Regions from separate parts of the Homo sapiens genome. Here region 2 is linked to region 1. A link is a loop called in an ENCODE intact Hi-C map of the cell type or tissue named here. Cell type or tissue: PC-9. All regions are shown on one strand. Region 1 overlaps PIEZO1 (piezo type mechanosensitive ion channel component 1 (Er blood group)). Region 2 holds the start of CDT1 (chromatin licensing and DNA replication factor 1).

Region 1 (2,500 bases):
CCTGGGTCTTCGGCCAGGGTGGGAGCTGCTACCAGGAAGGCCTGCAGGAACTGTGAGCTTGAGTGAGGAAGTAGGAAGGTGTCAGGCAGACCTCAGGGACGGCTGGGGCCTGTGCCCGGGGAGGCTGTCCTGTGGCCCTCAGAGGAGCAGCTGTGGATGTGGCCGCCTCCCACGCTCCTGGCTGGGCAGGTGTGGGCTGGAGAGGTGGCGTCAGTGCGATACACCTGACCTTGCCCCTGTCCGTGACCTTGGCAGGATGATGATGAGAGGGATGTGGATGCCAGCCCGACGGCAGGGCTGCAGGAAGCAGCAACGCTGGCCCCTACACGGAGGTCACGGCTGGCCGCTCGTTTCCGAGTCACGGCCCACTGGCTGCTGGTGGCGGCTGGGCGGGTCCTGGCCGTAACACTGCTTGCACTGGCAGGTACGCACCGAGGCAGGGGGCACTGGCAGTCACACTGGGAGGGGTCTTGGGAGTTCCCTGATGACTGTGGAGACAGCGGGACACATGGCACTGGCCAGGTACCACCCTGTGTGCCCCTGCCCCGCAGGCATCGCCCACCCCTCGGCCCTCTCCAGTGTCTACCTGCTGCTCTTCCTGGCCCTCTGCACCTGGTGGGCCTGCCACTTTCCCATCAGCACTCGGGGCTTCAGCAGACTCTGCGTCGCGGTGGGGTGCTTCGGCGCCGGCCATCTCATCTGCCTCTACTGCTACCAGATGCCCTTGGCACAGGCTCTGCTCCCGCCTGCCGGCATCTGGGCTAGGTAACGGCTTGCCACACAGCCCCTTTTTCCTGCCACCCTGGTCCCGCCCACCTGGCTCGTCTAGCCCCTGTGGCCCCACTGCCTCTGGGGTGGTAGGCTGTGACGGGTCTTCTCTGGACAGGGTGCTGGGTCTCAAGGACTTCGTGGGTCCCACCAACTGCTCCAGCCCCCACGCGCTGGTCCTCAACACCGGCCTGGACTGGCCTGTGTATGCCAGCCCCGGCGTCCTCCTGCTGCTGTGCTACGCCACGGCCTCTCTGCGCAAGCTCCGCGCGTACCGCCCCTCCGGCCAGGTGAGCACCTGCCACCCATGGTGGGTGGGCTGAGGCCAGGCCATGGGGCTGGTCTCAGGACCTCCTGCCTCTGGGTGGGGTGTGGAGCTGGTTTGGGCTCAAGACGCTGGTCTCTGCAGAGGAAGGAGGCGGCAAAGGGGTATGAGGCTCGGGAGCTGGAGCTAGCAGAGCTGGACCAGTGGCCCCAGGAACGGGAGTCTGACCAGGTGAGCAGCCAGGCAGGTGGAGACGCCAGCGTGGGGGGCGCCCGGCCAGCCCGTGCATGGCTCAGCGCTGCTTGCCCACAGCACGTGGTGCCCACAGCACCCGACACCGAGGCTGATAACTGCATCGTGCACGAGCTGACCGGCCAGAGCTCCGTCCTGCGGCGGCCTGGTGAGTACCGCACACTGCAAGGTATGGCTGGGTGCGGGGGGCGGGGCGGAGGCCGGTGCTGCCCCCTGGTGGCCGCCTGGCGCTCTCGCATGCTCGCGCCGCACCTCTGCCTGCCGCCCCCTCGGGGGCCCAGGACATCCACGGGTCGGTGTCAGTGACCCCCGAGACCCCCAGGGCAGCCGAGTGGCCATGTCACTGACCAACCCCCAAGACCCCCAGGGCAGCTGAGTGGCCGCGTCGTTGATCCCCAAGACCCCATGGGGGGCCTCCAGGTCCCCCAACCCCTCCCCAGAGAATGTGGCTATGCTGTCTTGTGCTGTTAGCTCTGGGAGCTGCTCCAGGTGGCCCAGTGGCCCCAGGAGGCCGCTCGTCCAGGGCAGGGGCTGGCCTGGGAACTCTGTGTTGGCCACGTCGCCTTGGGAGGGCCTGGGGGCTCTTTCTGGCTACTTTCTTTCTTTACCCTAACCCTTGATTTTCCATTTTGCAATGTGTTTCTGAATGAAGCAAATGAAGCCACGGCCCTGGGGTGGGGGTCCTGAGAGTCTTCAGGTGCGCAGAGCTGGAAAGGGGGTCAGGGCCACCTTTCCCACCCTTTCAAGGAAAGTGAGGCCCAGAGAACGGCAGGTGCTGGCAGGGCCATCCCTGACGCTCAGGGACGGTGTCAGCCCAATTGCCGGAGCCCTCGTGTTCTGCCCATAGCCCACCGGGGGCCTGTCTCTCCTGCTGTGTGCTTGCCCAGGGCCCAGATTTTAGGGCATAGTCAGGGTGGGGAGGCCTGCAGATCAACCTGCCGAAGCTGACCGCTGTCCCCACCTGCAGTGCGGCCCAAGCGGGCTGAGCCCAGGGAGGCGTCTCCGCTCCACAGCCTGGGCCACCTCATCATGGACCAGAGCTATGTGTGCGCGCTCATTGCCATGATGGTAGGCGGCTGTGGGGGTTGGGGTGGGCGGCCCCCTCTGCCGCGCAGGTGTGGGGCATCGCCTGGGTGGGGTGCGCTGGGCAGCTGTGCAGCCCCCTCTGCCGCGCAGGTGTGGGGCATCGCCTGGGTGGGGTGCGCTGGGCAGCTG
Region 2 (2,500 bases), 65 kb before region 1:
AAGGCCGGGGACACAGCCTTGCTCTCGTCTTCCGGGGCCGTTTCCAGGTCGGACCCCTGCCCTGGCCTCGCAGAGAAGCTGGACTTCCAGCCCCATCATCGGATCCCGGTGCAAGCCCCCCAGTGCCTCCTGCTCATCTCAGGAGCCAGCCAAGTCCCCAGTGGTGGCAGGGCGCCCCCAGGATCCCCCGGCCTGTCCCAGAGTTCCCTGCGCCCCGTCCCCCCCGCCTGTTTCCCCGCCCCCGTCCCTCCGCCTCAGTTTCCCCGAGCCCTGCCCCCCGGGCCTCAGTCTCCCCGCCCCCAACTCCCCGGCCTCAGTCTCCCCACGCCCCTCACCTCGTCCACCGACAGCCGCAGTCTCCTGCGGGCCGGTGGCCTGGCCTGGTCGCGTCCGGGGGCGGCGGGCGGGCGGGCGCGCTTGCGGCTGCCACTGGTAGCGGAGGCCGGGGCGCGGAGTGCGGGCCTGGCGGGGCTGGGGGTGCGGCAGGCCAGCTTGGGCGGCGCGATGCGGGGGGGCCCGGGGCGGCGGCGCGCGAAGAAGTCGGTGACGCGGCGCTGCTCCATGGCGGCGGAGTGCGCGGCGAAAGCAAGGAAAGAAGGAAGGGAGGAAGAGGCGGGCGCGGTTCCCGCCAAATTTCCCGCGGGCGCCCTGGCCCCGCCCCCGGCGCGGACCGAACCATCGGGGCAGAGCACGGGGGGAGGGAAGGGACGGGGCGCGCATGCGCGCTGGTGGGCGCGGGCACCGGCTTGGCCGCGCGCATGCGCCGACGTGCGGGCGTGGACTCGCCGGCGGGCGCCGTCGTGCGTGGGACTTTAGCGCGGTCTCCGGATCCCGCGTGTGGCTCCCACTTTTCAGGGCGTGTCAGTGGGGCCGCTGGCTTCAGGGTCAGAATGAGCGCAATCCAGGCAAACAGCAGCGCGCGCCTGACAAAACCCCGGCGCTGCCCGGGGGAGCCGAGGACGGCGCGGCCTGGGGGGCTGCAGGCTCGAGCTGGTAAAGGCGCTTCCCCCGCGGGCCGCACGCTCCTTATTTCTTTTTTTAAAACTATTTCTGGCTGGGCGCGGTGGCTCACGCCTGTAATCCCAGTACTTTGGGAGGCCGAGGCGGGCGGATCATGAGGTCAGGAGATCGAGACCATCCTGGCTAACACGGTGAAACCCCGTCTCTACTAAAAATACAAAAAATTAGCCGGGCGTGGTGGTGGGCACCTGTGGTCCCAGCTACTCAAAAGGCTGAGGCCTGAGAATGGCGTGAACCCCGTGGGGCGGAGCCTGCAGTGAGCCGAGATCGCGCCACTGCACTCCAGCCTGGGCGACAGCGAGACTCCGTCTCAAAAAAAAAAAAAAAACTATTTCTATCGAGGCGGAGATTACGTTGCCGGGTGGTCTCGAACTCCCCGGTTCAGTGATCCGCTCTCTTGGAACTGCCCCCTCCCAAAGCGCTGCGATCACAGGCGTGGCCTCCGCGATCCGCGTTGCTCGCTTTTTAAAAGGGTGGATTTGATATGTGAATTATTTCTCAATCAAGCTATTACATGGAAACGAAGAAAAGGGGCCGGGCGCGATGGTTCACGCCTGTAATCCCAGCACTTTGAAAGGCCGAGGCGGGCGGATCACCTGAGGTCAGGAGTTCGAGACCAGCCTGACCAACATGGTAAAACCCCCTCTCTACTAAAAATACAAAAATTAGCCAGGCGTGGTGGCGGGCGCCTGTAATTCCAACTGCTTGGGGGGCTGAGGCAGCAGAATCGCTTGAACCCGGGAGGCGAAATGGCGCCACTGCACTTCAGCCTGAGCGAAAGAGCGAGAAACTCCGTCTCAAAAAAAAAAAAAAAAAAAAAAAAGGAAAGAAAAGAAACTGCCTTTAGCATGGCTGAGGGCTGAGATTTTAAAGTTTTAGTTCTTAAAACCTATAGCGCTCCTATCTGGGAAACGGCCTAGAGCGCGGTTTATCTGGAGAGCCCGAGCCACAGCCACTCCTTCCAGAGACGCCAATAAGCAGGGCCAGGCGCAGCGCTGCGGAAGTCCCCCGCAAAGCAATGCGGGCCGCCGGGGCCTGGAGGCCTGCGAGGGAAGGGGACGCGGGTGGAGGCGGCCAGGGCTCAGAGGAGGGCTTCTGTTTTCCCATTTTCCAAGTTTTCTGTAAAAAGCGTGAATTGTGCCTATTTTTTTTTAAGTTAAAGGAATAGAAACCGGTTTGATGATGCAACTGGTGCTTGCAAAATACCTCAAAGGTGGCCTGCACGGTGGCTCACGCCTGTAATCCCAGCACTTTGGGAAGTCGAGGCGGGCGGATCACTTGAGGTCAGGAGTTCAAGACCAGCCTGGCCAACATGGCAAAACCCCGTCTCTACAATAAATACAAAAATTAGCCGGACGTGATGGCAGGCACCTGTAATCTCTGCTACTCAGGATCCCGCCACTACACTCCAGCAGCCTGGGCAACAGAGCGAGACTCCATCTCCAAAACAAAACACCTCAAAAGTGAGGACGTTCATAAG

The links. Hi-C counts contacts between places; a loop is a spot of excess contacts. Peaks named below come from ENCODE experiments on the same cell type or tissue, not always from the same donor. Only the 100,000 strongest peaks of a DNase experiment are listed, where the experiment ranks them.
Region 2: it touches region 1 in a loop (4-fold over the local background); 12 of 110 quality-filtered maps call a loop at or near these places.

What each region holds. Positions count from the first base shown.
Region 1 is chr16:88,736,492-88,738,991 of GRCh38, reverse strand. It overlaps PIEZO1 (piezo type mechanosensitive ion channel component 1 (Er blood group)), which reads left to right. Exons shown (of 51, transcript NM_001142864.4): 6 at 256-424; 7 at 552-765; 8 at 887-1,058; 9 at 1,178-1,264; 10 at 1,346-1,433; 11 at 2,253-2,353. It overlaps HSALR1 (HSP90AB1 associated lncRNA 1), which reads right to left. Exons shown (of 3, transcript NR_103774.1): 2 at 587-1,171; 3 at 1-488. Among named protein-coding and RNA genes, the nearest start is that of PIEZO1-AS1, 5.0 kb to the left of the region's middle. RefSeq lists a silencer at 1,417-1,636. In PC-9, CTCF peaks have their summits at 1,281 and 1,484 (motif pointing left); a DNase peak (open chromatin) is centred at 1,421.
Region 2 is chr16:88,801,895-88,804,394 of GRCh38, reverse strand. It overlaps CDT1 (chromatin licensing and DNA replication factor 1), which reads right to left and starts at 606. Exons shown (of 10, transcript NM_030928.4): 1 at 336-606. The coding sequence starts at 563. RefSeq lists enhancers at 1-58, 777-1,352 and silencers at 415-524, 605-844. In PC-9, no CTCF peak of the experiment used is centred here; DNase peaks (open chromatin) are centred at 1,464, 1,904 and 2,184; H3K4me3 peaks cover 2,372 bases; H3K27ac peaks cover 1,685 bases.